Regions from separate parts of the Homo sapiens genome. Here region 1 is linked to region 2. The links are chromatin loops, found by intact Hi-C in ENCODE. Cell type or tissue: heart left ventricle. All regions are shown on one strand.

Region 1 (8,000 bases), 140 kb after region 2:
ATAATGCAAAGGGTCTTAGGCTGCATTAGTAAAAGAAACAAAAATGCTATTCCAGTGACAGAAAGTTATGTTCCTATTATTCTGTTTGTTTCCAACATTTTGGAGGAAAACAACAGTTGTAAGCTAAGTTGTTTCCACCAGAGCTTAAAGGCAAAGCAGGAAGCCATACAATATCAGAAATAGTTAAAGGCACAGAATAAAAAGAGCACAGGAGAAGAGCTAACATGTCTAGGAGGTGATAGATTTATTCAGTACGGCTCCAGAGACATTACTAAGACAACCTCTCTAATGATTGGATGTCACCAGGAGGCAGATGACAGCTAAAAATGAGCAAGAATTCTGATGATGGTTGTGCTCCCATAATGAGATGGGCTGCACTGCAAAACAGGGAGCTTCCTGACACTGGAGGTATCCAAAGAAAGGCTAAATGGCTGACTGTTATTTGAGCTGAAGACAGAGCCCCAGTGTGAGCTGGGCTTGTTGACCTCTAATTTCCCTTCCAACCCTTGGAAGCTATGATTAAAATGGAAATGTGAGTCCATACGCAATTCCTAGCACAGAATGAAGACTCTGACAGTAAGGGGTTAGAAAATAATACGAAGGACAAAGAAAAATTTTGAAGAGAAAAGAAAAGAGAGAAGAAAAGAACTAAATTAAAAAAAAATTCTCTTGTGCATTGTCTGTGGCCACCCCAGTGAGTGTCTAGAAACCAGCAAAGCAAGGGAAAAATCAAAGAGGATAAAGAGATATGGGAAAACTAAATTATTTCTCTGCTTTCCTCTTCACCACAGAAGATGATGAGAAGCAGCCTGCCCTGGGGTTATTCTTCCCTGACAGTGAAGGTGAGCCTCTGTCAAGGAGTGATGTGTTAAATGAAAGGGTAAAGGGACAAGAGGAGAACTAAAAATGCCAGACATCACAGAGAAAGAATGCAAGCTCTGAAAGAATGAGAGAACAGCACTCTGGGCCTCCTAACAAAAATGTGTTTTATCTTTCAAAATAGGCACTCTAAAAATTGAGTCCTACAGGGGTGCCCTGCTTGTGATTGGGTTTTAGTAATAGAATGAACACTGGTCCTTGGGAACAGGTGGCCAGAAGCACTTCCTAAGGGAAGGAGGAGGGTGAGCTTCTGGAAGCTGCCAGGACACAAAATCTTGCTTTCTCCAGTATATAAAGAAGTTAAGAAAACATTTGCTGTGGTTTGCTTGACTGGGGGCGTTTTCTTGGAGCTTCACATCTGCTGCAAATGTTGGGGACCTTCAGAGAAATGACAGTGGTTCCCAACGAAAGAAAAACAACAGACCTCAAATATTGCATTTTTCATGTCTTTATCCTACTCTGTTAATGTGCAAAGGCCTATACTGGGTGTTTGACAGTAAGACTGCTACAAAGAATAGCTGGACTCCTTGTACCCCACTTCCTCTTGAGGTGTGGCTGTAACTCTACAGGCTGAACAGGTGTTTCCAGTTCATTATTTTCATAAAACCTCACAAGCATCTAAAAGATAGAAAGTTCCTGTTGAGGCCTAGGAAACAGAGACTCAGAGAGGTGTACTTACTAGCCCCAGGTCATATAGCTAGAACTGGACAGAGCCAAGGTGTTGAAACTGAACTGTCTAACTCCAGACCCTACAATTGTCCCTCTAAACTATCAACCATGAAGATATCCTGGCAATTAAACAGAAGCATCCACTACCACAAGGATACCTCTTCTCCCTTACAACAGTCTCAAAGTTAACAATGACAAATAATAAAACAAAAGCAAAAAGCAAAACAAGCTCAGTGACACTGATATTCTCAGTGGCATTTCACTAGACTTTGCCTGTAGTTACATATATGTGTTTCAGAAGATCAGTCCAGACATATTTATAGGTTCAAAGAAAAATACAGCAACACACTAATAACAGGATAGGAAAAGATAAGCCTCTCTCTCGGCTGCGTGAAAGAAACCCATGTGGGGAGAACACTGAGCTGTGCAGGACAACGCACTTTGCTTCACTTCAATTATTGTTGATTTGAATGTCTTGTTTATAATAATGGTGTAGAGATCTAGCTATTCACCCATGTTCTTCTCTTAACTAGCTGTAGGTTCTTGATAAATCATGTGACATTTTGGAAATTTATTTTCTCATTTGATATTGATGGGATGGGACAGCATTATGTCTGAGGCACCTTTTGGTTCTAAAAGTAATGACTCTGGATTTGGGTTGCAACCAGATCATGAAAGATTTTGCATGCCAAGTTAAGGTATCTGGACTTTGTCCTGCATACCATGGAAGAAGCACTGAAGAGTTTTAAGCTAGAGGCTGATATAACAGCGGTAGTATTTTTGGAAAATTAATCTCATAACAGGATGCAGGATGAATTGTACTAAGAAAAGCTTAGTGGTATGAAGTTCAGATAAGAGGTTAATGCAGTAAACCCAGGCCTCAGCAGATAAGGGGATGAACTAGGACCCTGTTCTAGAATCTTTATGTAGGACTGCATTATTAGCTGGGCAAGGTCAGGCCCCTGTTGTACTTGACAGTCCTTCAAATGTTAGGAGACAGTATGCTTTTACTTGGTCACTGCTCTTCCAAGATAAATGTCCCCAGTTGTGACAGCTGATCCTCAAATAAGCATTACTTAATAGGTAAAGGTATTTCAAAGCCAAGAAAACACCTATACTTAATTGGTTGTGTTATATAACCTATCTAATTCACAGTTTCTTCATATGCAAAAGGAAAATAATAGTACCTAACACCCAGAATTTTTGAAAGGATTAAATACAAATGCTTTTGTTCGTGGTTTGGAGCTTAATCAATGTTCAATAAACAGCAATATATATTATTTTTATGCATCCTACTTACCTTGTCTGTTACTATTTCAGGTTGGAAGTGCTTTTTCTTAGTTTGTGATTCAGAATTAATATTGACAGTTCTACTGGCCACTGACTTTGGGCCATGTCTCATTTTGAGCATTTGGCTATGCTCTTAAATCTCAATAACTCAGTAAGTTATGTACTACTATTGACTCCATTCTACAGTCAAAGACATAAGGTACAAGATGATTGAGTAACTTTCCAAAGTCACACAACTAGAAGACAATCACAAAGGCAGTATTTAACAGGCAAGCAAATTCCAGAGTCTATGTCTTTAATCACTACAGAAGGCTTCCTCTCTGATCTGTTCAACGCGAGTATACTGTACTGCTTCAAATACGGGCAGCTGTCGAAGATTGTATCCATGGCTTTACAGCATCTGAATCACACCACTGATATATCAATTTTACTGTGGCATGAAGTGCTTCTTTCACACAAACTGCTATATTCTTTTCTTGTTTAGTTTGTTGTTTGAAACTTAGCAGGTAATGTACTTGTTAACTTAAATACCACTTAGTTTTGGCTCATTATTTAAACCTACTGATGTTGCTTACATTTATGATTCTAAATTTTAAAACTATCCTGTTCAGCTCTTCTTATCCACAAATATATTGCTTTTTATTAGGATTTCATCAGAATCATTAGGAAATGTATTACAAAGCTGAAGAACCCAGTACAGAATAAAATCGTACCTAGTAAGCTGTTCCTAGACTAAAATTGTTATACAATCAATATTCACTGGATATAATTGTTTAACTGGCAATGAATTTATATAGATAAATCCTCTTGCATTTCACAATATTTAATTTTCATTACAAGCATACTTGCTCCTGTGAAGCTTCATCAAATGTCCATTTTTATGTACTGAAATGTGTGCTTTATTCTATCCACTCTATTAGCTTTGTGACTTTTCCTTAATTTATTTAATTTTCATAAAGCTCTGTCTCTTCACTTGAAAAACAGAGTAAGTCCCACTATACTTATTTTAATTATTTTTTGTTAGAGCCAAATTAAAGAACATCTAAAATTATTAACTTGACATCCCAACCCAGAATCTTATTGTAAAGAGGAAAGTAATAACATATACATAGAATGCTAACATATAAAAAGTCCTTTTGTGTATTTTTTTTAATTCTTTACTCTTTGCAACCACCCATTAGTTGGGCAGAGTAAATAATATTATCCTTACTTTGCAGAAAAAGAAACACTGACGCTTAAGAGGTTAATTTCCCAAATCCCAAAAGGGGCATTAGAACTGGAACTTGAGCTCAAGTCTGTTAATCTCAAGTGCATATTACTGCTGTTAAAACCAGTAAAGCCCTGAATGAAATTTCAAGTTAAATAGCTCCACACCTGTGTAAGCCTAGGAAAGGAGACATAAAATAGTAATTATTTCCAAATCAAAACAAAACTACTTCTCTTAGAGGGAAAAGAGGTGATTGATATTACCTTGGAAGGAGCATCTGTGGCAGTTTCCCTTCTGCTACTGCTTCCTCATGGGGACAAGTAGGTTGATGTCTGCATGGCCCAGTGGAACAGAAATTAGCACATAACTTCTGAATGAAGTTATGAAAGGAGACTAGCAAAGGTTTCCTACACTAAAGTAATCTCTAGTTATCCTGCCTCTTAGAATTGGAATTATATTAATGTTTGATGGCTACACAAGCACTCTTTTTTTTTTTTTTTTTTTTTTTTTTTTTTTTTTTTTTTTTTTTTTTTGGCAGAGCTAGCTGAAGTTTTATTTTGGACCAAAAAAAAAGCAACTTTGTAGCTGGAGGCATCGGCAAGGGGGGTCCCCAGGTAGTAAACTCCCCTGCGGGTGGGCTGAGGGCTAGGGCTGAGCTTCAGGTGGGTCTCCTGTTCCCAGTGCTACACTGCATGGCGGCCTCCCTCCCAGGCTCTGGGGCAGCGCAGGAGGGGTACAGTCCTACAAGGTGTCCACCTCTGGCCCCTGGGCCTTCAGCAGCCGCTCCTGCACGAGTGGGCCCTGTGCCCGCATGAGCTCCTCGAGCTTCTCCCGAGTGGACAGCAGCAGCTTTCGGGGTGGCCTGGGCAGCGGCTATGGTGGGGCCAGCGGCATGGGAGGGATCACTGCAGTCACGGTCAATCAACCAGAGCCTGCTGAGCCCCCTTATCCTAGAGGTGAACCCCAACATCCAGGCCGTGCGCATCCAGGGGAAGGAGCAGATCAAGACCCTCAACAAGAAGTTTGCCTCCTTCATAGACAAGGTACGGTTCCTGGAGCAGCAGAACAAGATGCTGGAGACCAAGTGGAGCCTCCTGCAGCAGCAGACGACGACTCGGAGCAACATGGACAACATGTTCGAGAGCTACATCAACAACCTTAGGCGGCAGCTGAAGCACTCTTCTTTTAAAAGTTTCTGAAGCCATTAGCTAAAGATTCAGTAACAAAGGTACCCTGAGTGAGAAGTAACCTGCTGTGCGATGGACTCTTCCAGAAGAGTGGGCAGAGATAGTATTCAGATCCTGACAAGAAGAGGAGACAAGTGCCAGGTCACATAACTTCATCTCCCCTAGCTGACCAATTCCCAACTCCAGAAATGCCTGCCCTCTCTCATACACCATTACGTTCAGTGATTCAGTTACTTTCAGAGTCCTGTCTGTGCCAGTGTGGTTGCGCTTGCTATCAGCAAAGCCATCAGGCTTCATTGCTCTTTTTTTCTGATACAAACCCTCAATTAGGACCAACCACAGGAGACCCTCTTCCACTAACTCATGCAAAAAATGTCATCATGGACTGTGTGTTTGGTGGTGAAAGAAAATTTGAGTTCTGTTTCCCCTTTCTAAGTGATATGTAATGGTCACGTTCGGTGTCAAAAGCGTGGAAATCTCAAGATGTGATTCTCTATTTTTTTCAAATCTATCTCATATATTTATGTCAATCACAAGAAAATTCTTTATATTTCTCCAGTTGGATAAGTGCACAAGGCTTATTTTCTCATCAACTTACTTGAAAACCTAATTATACTGAACCAGATGTTGTGTTTAACACCAGTAGATGTGACAAGCAGTCGGTTTTTTACAGTGACACAAATATCAATTCAAACTGCTCTGACTCTACTGTGGGAGCTGGATTCTAATGTGATTACAGTCATTGCCTCATATCTTATTTTTAGTTAAATAAAAAAGGGCGATCAAGTGTTGAATGTGCTATAATATACTGAATCTACATGCAATATAGATCTGAGAAAAATAATTAATATTCAAAAAAAACTGAGGAAAAAATAATTTGCATATTAGAATCATTAAATTCTGAAATTAATTCTTACATTCAGTTTGACTTCTTGTTTAAATATAATAATTAGAGTGAGGAAAAAGGAATTTTTGTCAGAGCCCAAATTCTAACTTTGGCTGTTATTCTAACTGTCCTGAACCTGTGTGTTTAAGTCACCAGGAAGGATAACTTAATTTATGCGGCTATTGAAAGCGATGTCATTCTTCCTGTAGATCCCTGAGTAAATCAGAAAAATTATTGAAAACTACCTATTTTTATTCCAGTCAAATTCTCTGTCTTTGGGGCTAGAGACACTCAGATATATTAGTATTCAGCATGTAATGAAGTACAATGTACTCCTAGTTTAAATCACTTTGCTTATAAGAAACTCTATTCATGTTGACTAGTTTGATACAAATGGTTTGATCTTAAGATTTGAAGGCATGGATGACCTTGGTCTGTCTAAAATTCAGCAGATTATTGGAGAACAATAACACAAAGTCTCCAGCTATATCGAGACATCTTAATTTAGAGTCTTTTCAACTAGTGAAGAAAGCAAGTAGAAACATAGAAGGGTAATATAGAAGAAAATTCTAAATGTATTAGAACCTATTAAAATGTTGAAAATATTTGAAAATTATAATTGATTTTGTTTCTGATTACAAAGTAGCACAAGGTAATTAAAGAAAATTTAGAAAATTGGGAGAAGCAAAAACAAAGAAAATGATACTTGTACTTAAGGTCTGTATTACTTTAGTTCTTTATTTCTAAGCATATACAAAACTCAGACAGAGACATGTACATGCACACAGACTCAAACATGGAGTTGGATCTTAAACAATTTATCTGTGACTGATCTGTGATCTGCTGTGATGGATTTATAGTTTCAATCATGTCATTCATTTTAAGACAATTTTTACATTAGTCATTTAACAGACCATTTAGGTGTCTATTAGTCATCTATTCTACCTAGCTACAGTACAATGTGTTGTGACGTTTGTAGTTTTTACCCTTTGTTCCTGAATTTGGGAAATTCAGAGATCAAGGGGAATTTAAAATATTCCTTTTGCTCCATGTGTCTTGATTTGAGTATTTATATATTTTAATCTAAAGTATATCAGAGGCAAAGGCTTTATCCAGACCAGTAACATTAGCGGTGAACCACTTGCTTGATGTTAGGAGAGAACATGGCATTGGAAAACTACATTATTTCATGTATGTTGGTACTTTAGACAATTATTTTGTATCTTGTGCTAGAGTGATGATGAAAAATATCTCCGCTACCCAAACATAGATTGGGTAGATTCAAGTTTTTGAATCTTAAAAATAAATTTTAACAAGAGTTCCAAATGAGATAATCAGTGTGAAGCTGCAATATACATTTAAATTAAACACCACTTTCCCAAAGGTAGAGGAAGGGTTATATCATTGGTAAGGCAGTGACAATGGGAGGAACTGTAGTGTATTTTTAATGTAAGTATCACTGACAGTTAATGGTAGAGGTTCTGACTTTGGTGTAAGTTTTTTCTGTTTTCTCAGGAAAGAAAAGATTTCCAGAGGACTAAGGTTTAGGTGAAAAGGAAATGAGTTGTTCCCTGTTCTAACCTAGACAAGTCTCTCATATTCTCAGAGGATGGGAACACTTCCATGAATACCTGTAACAATCCTAATGGAGTAATGATCCTTTTAAATAAAAATAACAATAGATGTTATGAGTTTAAAGAAGTCTCCGTGCCTCCAGTGTAATTTAACTCAATAAAAATAAGAGAGAATTGCAGAGTGGGGCCACTTAATCAAACAGTATGTTCCAAAACAGCTCCCAATGGAAACAGCTGCTCCCAGCGAGGACAATTTCGAGTTCAAGACAATTTGTAAATATCAGTTCCTGCTGTTGAACGTTTCCTCT
Region 2 (8,000 bases):
GCAGTTCTTTATAGCAGCATGAGAATTGACTAATACAAATACCATTCCCAATCTTGTTGTAAAATTATCCTTCATTTTATGAAATGATAGAAGTGGTAATTGGCTGTTTTATTTTAAATTACCTTATTTGGCCATATAAAAGTTTGACTGCCAAGGAAAAAAAATTAGCCACTGTATATTGTTCTTCAAATATTGAATTGAAAATCCTAGTGATGTTTGATCTAACTCACCATGACAGGAATAGCCATCTCTCTTATACCATGCAAAGATGACTATTTATTTTCAAAATTACATTCATTCTAAATGTAAATCAAAATCTGAAATGTAATTGATTGGAAAAGTATATGTAAAACAACCAGGATTTTGATAGAACTTCTCACTTTTAGCTTAAAAAAATCTTTAAACATTTTTATCTTAATTAACAGGTTATATTTTGTCTCAAGGGTTACATGCCTGAAAGGTAAGGATAGCCACACAGGAATTCAGCTGTTAAGATCTAGCTCTGCTCTTCATTGGCCTTATTTCATGACAATCTTTCCAATACTAAAGCAGAAACAATGACATGGGATTCTTTTCAGTGTTCTTGAATATACCAATATCTGTCCCACTCTAGGGTCTTCACAATTTTCAAAATTGTACTCACCCTTTTAAGGAGTTTGCCTGCTTCATGGTAGTCACAAATATTTCTTAAATGAATAAATTAATTTGTGGTATATGTCAATATAAAAGGGTGGCAACTGATAAGAGGAAAAGTAAGAATTGCATTTCAACAGTGTAAAATAGCACGAGATAAAACATAGAATTCTTTTTCTGTGTAAATAAGCATACAAGGTATTATTCATTCTTGACTAATATAGCTATTACTATATTTAGGTAATTGGGAGATATCCCAGCAGATGGACTATTTCCTCCATATTTACATATTCTGCCCAGAACCCTTTTAGCTTGTTAGAATTTCTTTTAAGAATTCCAGTTTTCCAGCAGTGATTTTCCAAGCCCACAGTTTCTACTCACACACGTTATAAATACTTTTAATGCCAAGTTCCAACTCCAGAGCTGGATGACAATTTTACATCTCTAATTCTGAGTCAGATGGAGGCATTTCACACGCCTGTGTGGCAGCAGTGGGTGTCCAAGCTGTTTAGCTTGCTGATCCTTCAGCATTTATTTTCTTATGGAAATTTTGAAAAGCATAAAAAATGCTGAAAAAGCTAACCTTTAGGTCTAGCATGGTGATTTATAATCCCATATCTGACAATCATTCATAGGAAAGATTATGGTATGAATTGCTAGAGGCTTTAAAGAGACCCAAAACTTGATGAGTCCGTCAAGCTTTTTCCTGGTTTCATGATGAGAAAGACAAGAGGGCGTGTTTCCAGGAGAAATTTCACAGCACCCCTAAAGAGCCGATGCTTTAATTAGAACAATATTTCAAGTGTCAGTGGATAAGACTACTAAATAAAACTGGGGGATAAGCTGATGGAGGTGAGAAAGTCCTTGAAGGCCCTTTAAGCTCTCTGGAGAATAGAGCAATGTGTAATATACATCCTAGAAGAGAACAATAATTAAATATGATTTATGCCTCCAGATCTCAGTATAATCAAATGTCCTCTTATTTTTCTCACTAGTGGACTTATGTTTTGTTTTCAATGATTATGTTTATGATGCATTAAATTTCTTTACAGACAATGAAATGTTTAGCTTCTCTTTTTCACATTACCACTGTCTGTACTGTATTTTATGCTGAATTTAGATCTAGTCTATAGGCATGGTAGAAATATGCTGTTTGCTCTATCTGGGATACCCTTTCCTTCTTCCTCACTGCTGTTTCAGAAGAGTAAGTCTTGTATCTTCTTTGGGACTTGGCTGAAATTTCCTTCACGAAATCCTTTTATAATCCAAGAATACTGGAATTGCTGTCCTGCCTCAAAATACTTTTACCCCTCTGTTTCTTCATGTCCTACCACTTATGCATTGTGCCTCTCTATTTGTTCCTGGGTTTATGCCAGGAAGCAATAAACCTCTATATTGTTGTAGTTCAAAACTTGGACTCCCGAATCACAATATACCTGCACTGCTAACTTTGCAGCTAACTAGCTTTGTAGCCTTGGGAAAGTTATTTAGTGTCTCTGGGAATTAATTTTTTATATGTGAAATGGAAATGATCCCAGGTAGTTTCATAGGGCTGCCATGATGATAGTATGAGGTAATGCATATAAAGAACTTAGCATGGTGCCTGGCTGAGTAAACTGTCCAAAATTGTTTTCATTATTTTTAATATTATTGTTTTCTGTGATGACAAGAAATTGTGGTTCATAGTAGAGACTGAAGAATATTTAATCAATAATTAAGAAACATTTCTTGTTTCTCTGTCTATTCAGGAATCAAGAAAGTTATTTTATTTATTTTTTAAGGCGGTTACTTTAAATTTAAAACTAAACTATTAATAAACTAAAAGTGTCAAAACAAAACTCTTCTGTTCTGCCCCTCATAAATGGGAGAGCAAAATAGATAGTATCTTTAGAGAGGGAAGATACTGGAGCCAGATAGATGTATTTTGGGTTAAACTCAATGTAACAAAGACCATTTTCAGTAGGAAGTTGTAACAAAAGACTTTGATAGCAGAGGTCAGTTTTTATGTCATTACGCAGTATCTGTCTTTGGTTTGAATTACTGGTGCTTTCTAAAATATTACATATACCCACATTCAAATATGCAAATAACATTTTAAATTATTTGATATTTTAGATTTTTCATGTTGTGTTTTTGTTGCATGAGTAAATCATCTCTCCCTACTATGAGAATCTGCCTGTCTACGATAGGCAGGAAATCCAGTAAGTTCAGAGAGTCATTACCTTAGAGGATGTTTGTATTTGGTTGGTGCAAAAATAATCGTGGTTTTGCCATTAAAAGTAATGGCAAAATCCGGCCAGGAGTGGTGGCTCATGCCTGTAATCCCAGCACTTTGGGAGGCCGAGGCAGGTGGATCACCTTAGGTCAGGAGTTCAAGACCAGCCTGACAACATGGAATTAACCCTATCTCTACTAAAAATAAAAAATTAGCCAGGCGTGGTGGCTCATGCCTGTAATCCCAGCTACTCGGGAGGCTGAGGCAGGAGAATTGCTTGAACCTGGGAGGTGGAGTTTGTGGTGAGCCGAGATCACGCCATTGCACTCCAGTCTGGGCAATAAGAGAAAAACTCTGTCTCAGAAAAAAAAAAAAAAAAAAGGATGGCAAAATCCACAATTACTTTTCCACAAATTGAACAATCACTGATTGATCTCCCAGTTTAGATACTAATGTGCAACTGTCATACCTATTTGAAAGGAAAAGCGTTAACCAGCAAAACAGAAACAAAAGGAAGATAAGATTTCTTATAGTCGTCTTCTTTGTTGTTAGTATTTTAGGTTTCCTGTTGGGGATTACTTAAGTGTCAAGTTCACCACCTGGCTTTCAAAGTCAAGAGGATAATGAAAATTATTATGCCTTGCATTTACATACTGTTCTGCAATTTATAAAATGCTTTCACAGCAACCAGTTCATTATTCCTTGTACTTGCCATTCTGGATGAAGACAAATCAGCAGAGAGCTGTGAACCTTGTGTGGATTATTGAATCTTCCAGGATGGCTTTGAATGTATCACAATATGGCATAGTTGGGCTCTGAAAATGTTACTAAGTTGTTGAGAAGGATATGTTGTTCACTGTAATAGACAGTGTTCTATTTTGGAAGACTCACAAAATAAACTTCCTACTACCATAATCTAGGGAATACCTGTCCATCTCTTGAGCAATTTAATCATATGGACATTGGCACTATGGAACTGATTTGAAATCTTCATATATTGACTGATAAAATGATCAAATCTGATTTTGCCAAAAAGCAAGAACAAGGACGCAAGACTTACATTAGCCTCATTCTTGGCTACCTTAAATGGCTCTGTGCTTTTTTCTTCTTTATCTATTTCAAATTTATGGTACCTTGCCATATTTATGTGTCACTGTAAACTACTTCAAGTCCTTTTTTTAAATGAAGAAAGGCATACATTATTAAAGTGTTTTGCATGTAATATTCTATTTGAATCTCACATGAGCCCTCTATAAAAGGCATATTACTAACCCAATTTTAACTATCCACCCATATTTCTCACTCTTTTCCCCAAAAACAGTTAGACATTTTCTGCAAAGTTTGAGGCTGGCAAAGATCTATGATTGGGATTCTGTGCTCTGTAATCCTGGATCCTGCTTTGTGTAATAGATCCCAAGTGCAGGCTTATGCAAGCAGACAGCCTGGAATCCATGCCAGCACTGTGTCTCTCCAGCACTGATTAATTTCTGTGCCTAAAAGCCATGTGTTCATCGTGGATGATAAGCTTGTTGCACAAACATAAGCTAACCACATTGAGTAAGTTTGGCATTAGTTCTGCATGAACCCCAGGGAGAAGGGTATTAACCAAAAGGAATAAAAAAATTCCTGCCAATTTAGGCATGAATGAAATGTTTTAAGGCATCTGTAGACTTTTACATACTAATAAGAAAAAAAACATATGTTTTATAAAGCTGATTTGCAATTCATTTAACCAAACAGGTTGCACTGAGGAATTCCAGGTTCTAGACTTTGAAAGTGGTCTAGACATGTCCTTAGCAATGGAGGCACATGAATACAAATAAATATAAAATCACTAATAATCAAAACATGCCATCTATCGTACTAACTTTGATGGAAATACTTATATACAAAGAAAGTCATGACACTATTTTGTGGTGTACCAAAATATGATTTCTATGCATGTAATCATAGAAGCTTGCAATTTCCAGATCAGTCTTCTTTTCCTCCTCCTCCTCCTCCATAAAAAAAAAGGCAAGCAAAGAATAAAGAAAAGGAAAGAAAAAGGGGAAAATAAAATCTGTGAAGGAGCACAACCGCATGAATAATGCCATCATAGATTGGATCACCTTGAGAATCATGCTCTGTTTTCGTTTTCCCTTTTGTGTTAACATAGAAACAAAGTTCCACCTTTACATTGTTCTAAAAGAATTTTTTCATATTTATGGGAGAGAAAGGTGAAGGGAGGCCATGTGTATGTGGTCCAATTAGAAACATAGGCTTTTAGAGCTGGCAGGAAACCTGGGGATCATGTACTGGATTCTCCCACCTGGTGCAGGAAGTCTTTCTGCTGCATCTCTGACAGATGGTCAGCGAGCCTTTGCTGGGAAACCCCAGCCGTGAGAAACTTAGCACACGCCCACTGCCACCACCACTGTGGGGAAGAAGGCTTGTTCAACCCTACAGCCATCCTTGCTAACTTCTTTTTTTTGTGTTCTTGTTTTTTGGAGCATTAAAAGACAGCACTTCCTTTCTACTATATGACAACCCTTCAAATCAATGAAAGAGCTGTTATGATTGTCCTACTATGATCCTAAGTTAAACCCATGAGTTTTCCTCATCTGCTCAACATGTGGTATTGCCTTCAGAATCTTCACTAGTCTGGTCACTCTACTGTTGATAGAATCAACCTGTTCGTGATTGTCCTAAAATGTGATTACCCAGGGAGGGATCACTTAGTTTGGGCTGCAGTGGGACTATGAATCCTGTGTTGAAATTACAAACTACTTTTATTGGCCTGGCCTAAGATTGCATTGCTTTTTAACGGCTGCATCAACATTATTTGCTTTTTGTAAGGATTAGAGTTACATAAACTCTCTAAATATCTAAATTTTTCCATTTAACATGATTTTAGCCCATAATAGTTTTTTTAACCACATACTTAATGGTAAGATCATAGGCTAAGTTTAACCACATACTTAATGGTACGATTATATGCTAAATCTAATAAAATTAATCAGAATTTATAAATGTATATCAGAATTTGTGAATTTATCAGAATTCACAAATTCTGATGAATTTATCAGTTTAACAAATTTGGATATGTGGCTCATGCCTATAGTCCCAGTACTTTGGGAGGTCTAGGTGGGGGGATCACTTAATCCCAGAAGTTTGAGTCCAGCCTGGTCAACATAGTGAGACCCCCATCTCTACAAAAAATGTAAAAAAGAAAAACTTGGTCAGGTGTGGTGGCTTATGCCTGTAATCTCAGCTACTCAGGAGACTGAGGCAGGAGAATCACTTGAGCCTAGGAAGCAGAGGTTGCGGTGTGCCGCGATGGTGCCATTGCACTCCAGTCTGGGCCACAGAGTGAGACCCTGTCTCGAAACAAAACAAAAAACAAAACAAAGAAAAGAAAAGCATATTTTGTCGTGGTGGCACACACCTGTAATCCCAGTTGCTCTGGAGGCTAAAGTGAGATGATTTCTAGAGCCTGGGAAGTTGAGGCTGCAGTGAGCCATAATCTTGCCACTGCACTCTAGCCTGGGCAGCAGAAAGACCCTGTTTCAAAACAAAAATTCAGAATTGCATGTAAACCAACTCCCTCCAAAATTCTTGATTTTTGTGCTACAGATACATTATCCAAACTTTCTTGTAGGTAAGTCTTATTTTGAATCATCTTTGTATGTAACCTAAATATTTTTTTCTTTTTCTTAAGACAGGGTGTTGCTCTGTCACCTATGCTGGAGTGCAGTGGCAAGATCACAGCTCACTGTAGCCTCAACCTCCTGGGTTCAAGTGATCCTCCAGCCTCAGCCTCCTGAGTATCTGGGGCTACAGACCTAAATATTTCTATGTAACTGGAGAATCTGGAACTGGTACCTTACTCACATGTGGTAGGAATAGTCATGTCTGACTATATTATGTGTGTAACCAGGATATTGAGCAAGGATACTAATATGAAAAAGTATTCTTTATATTTTTCCTCTTTTTTTTTAAACTTATTTTAACGAATACTTTTTTTCTATCCTTAACAACCCACTGGCAGCTTCTGTGGCTTTTCCTGCCAGTTTCAATTAATGTAAATTCAGTTTAAAACACCTTTCACACTCCCACTTAAATGTCATCTTCCTTTCTCCCACTAGTACCAGGTAGGCCTTGGCTTGAGATACTTGGAGTGGGCAGGATGCTCTTTCACTCTCCTTCAATCCCTGGGAGGGGAAAGGGCAGGAAGGCAGGGCTCAAGGAGGTTTGCTCTGTCTTGGAACCCAGATTATCTTCCTATATCAATGTATAACTCCTCTAGTGTTGAGGGTTGTGATTGGCAAGAGTGGAGAAGTGATGCCACTTGCATGATTTCTCATAGTTCCCATCCCTCTGCCTGACACTGAGTGCCACTTCATGGTCTTAGGAAGCAAGTGTCAACATGCTGAAACTTGCATGGAACGCTGCACAGTTCTCTCACATCCTGTGGGAGATCTCTATCTGGCTGAACCTATAGCACCATTTCTTCCTCATAGATCTCAACACTGGCAGAATGTCCCAGGCCCTCTTAGCAACTGGCAATTGAGTCGTGTAGTCTTGCACTTGTAGTCTTGACAAGTGATATTTTTGAAATCTCTTTTCTTTGGTTTGGGGAAGGGAAAAGACCCCTCCATTTCCTTATTTGAAAGGAAGAGAATTAATGTCTTAGCACAAGCACTGGACATGTCCTAAGGACTGTGATCTCATGGTTCTCTCTTTTGCTTCTCACATGTTGTCTACATGTAGAGTGAAGGCAATTGATGGGGGTAATGGAGGTTCTTCTAATTCTTAGTGGGGTATGTATGTGTGTGTGTGTGCGCATGCACACATGTAGAGTGGTCTTCTTTAATAATAAGAGTTTCTGTTGAGGTTGTAGGGAATGCCTCTTGATCTTCATCTGTTCAGGGGAATAGAAACAGGAAAACAAGAGTCAACCAAATCTGCCTGGTTTCCTTTTTCAGTTTGGATGGATCATAAGACTCTCTTATTGTACTTTGTTAAGAAACATATATTTCCAGTGATTCTGATTTCATGGTTTTGGGTGGGTCCTAGGAATATATACAGACTCTTGATTGCACTCTCAACATCATATTGGTTGTGGGGTAATCTGAGGAACTGTCTTAAGACCAACGATTTCCACTCTACATCT

The links. Peaks named below come from ENCODE experiments on the same cell type or tissue, not always from the same donor. Only the 100,000 strongest peaks of a DNase experiment are listed, where the experiment ranks them.
Region 1: it touches region 2 in a loop (4-fold over the local background); 4 of 110 quality-filtered maps call a loop at or near these places.

The regions. Positions count from the first base shown.
Region 1 is chr7:136,935,494-136,943,493 of GRCh38, reverse strand. All of the region lies in intron 2 of CHRM2 (cholinergic receptor muscarinic 2), which reads right to left. All of the region lies in intron 2 of LOC349160 (a long non-coding RNA gene), which reads left to right. It also overlaps the pseudogene KRT8P51. Among named protein-coding and RNA genes, the nearest start is that of MIR490, 36 kb to the right of the region's middle. RefSeq lists an enhancer at 7,289-7,458. In heart left ventricle, no CTCF peak of the experiment used is centred here; a DNase peak (open chromatin) is centred at 4,843; H3K4me3 peaks cover 782 bases; H3K27ac peaks cover 5,699 bases.
Region 2 is chr7:137,078,237-137,086,236 of GRCh38, reverse strand. All of the region lies in intron 1 of LOC349160 (a long non-coding RNA gene), which reads left to right. Among named protein-coding and RNA genes, the nearest start is that of MIR490, 180 kb to the right of the region's middle. RefSeq lists a silencer at 5,071-5,263. In heart left ventricle, no CTCF peak of the experiment used is centred here; no DNase peak of the experiment used is centred here; H3K27ac peaks cover 4,581 bases.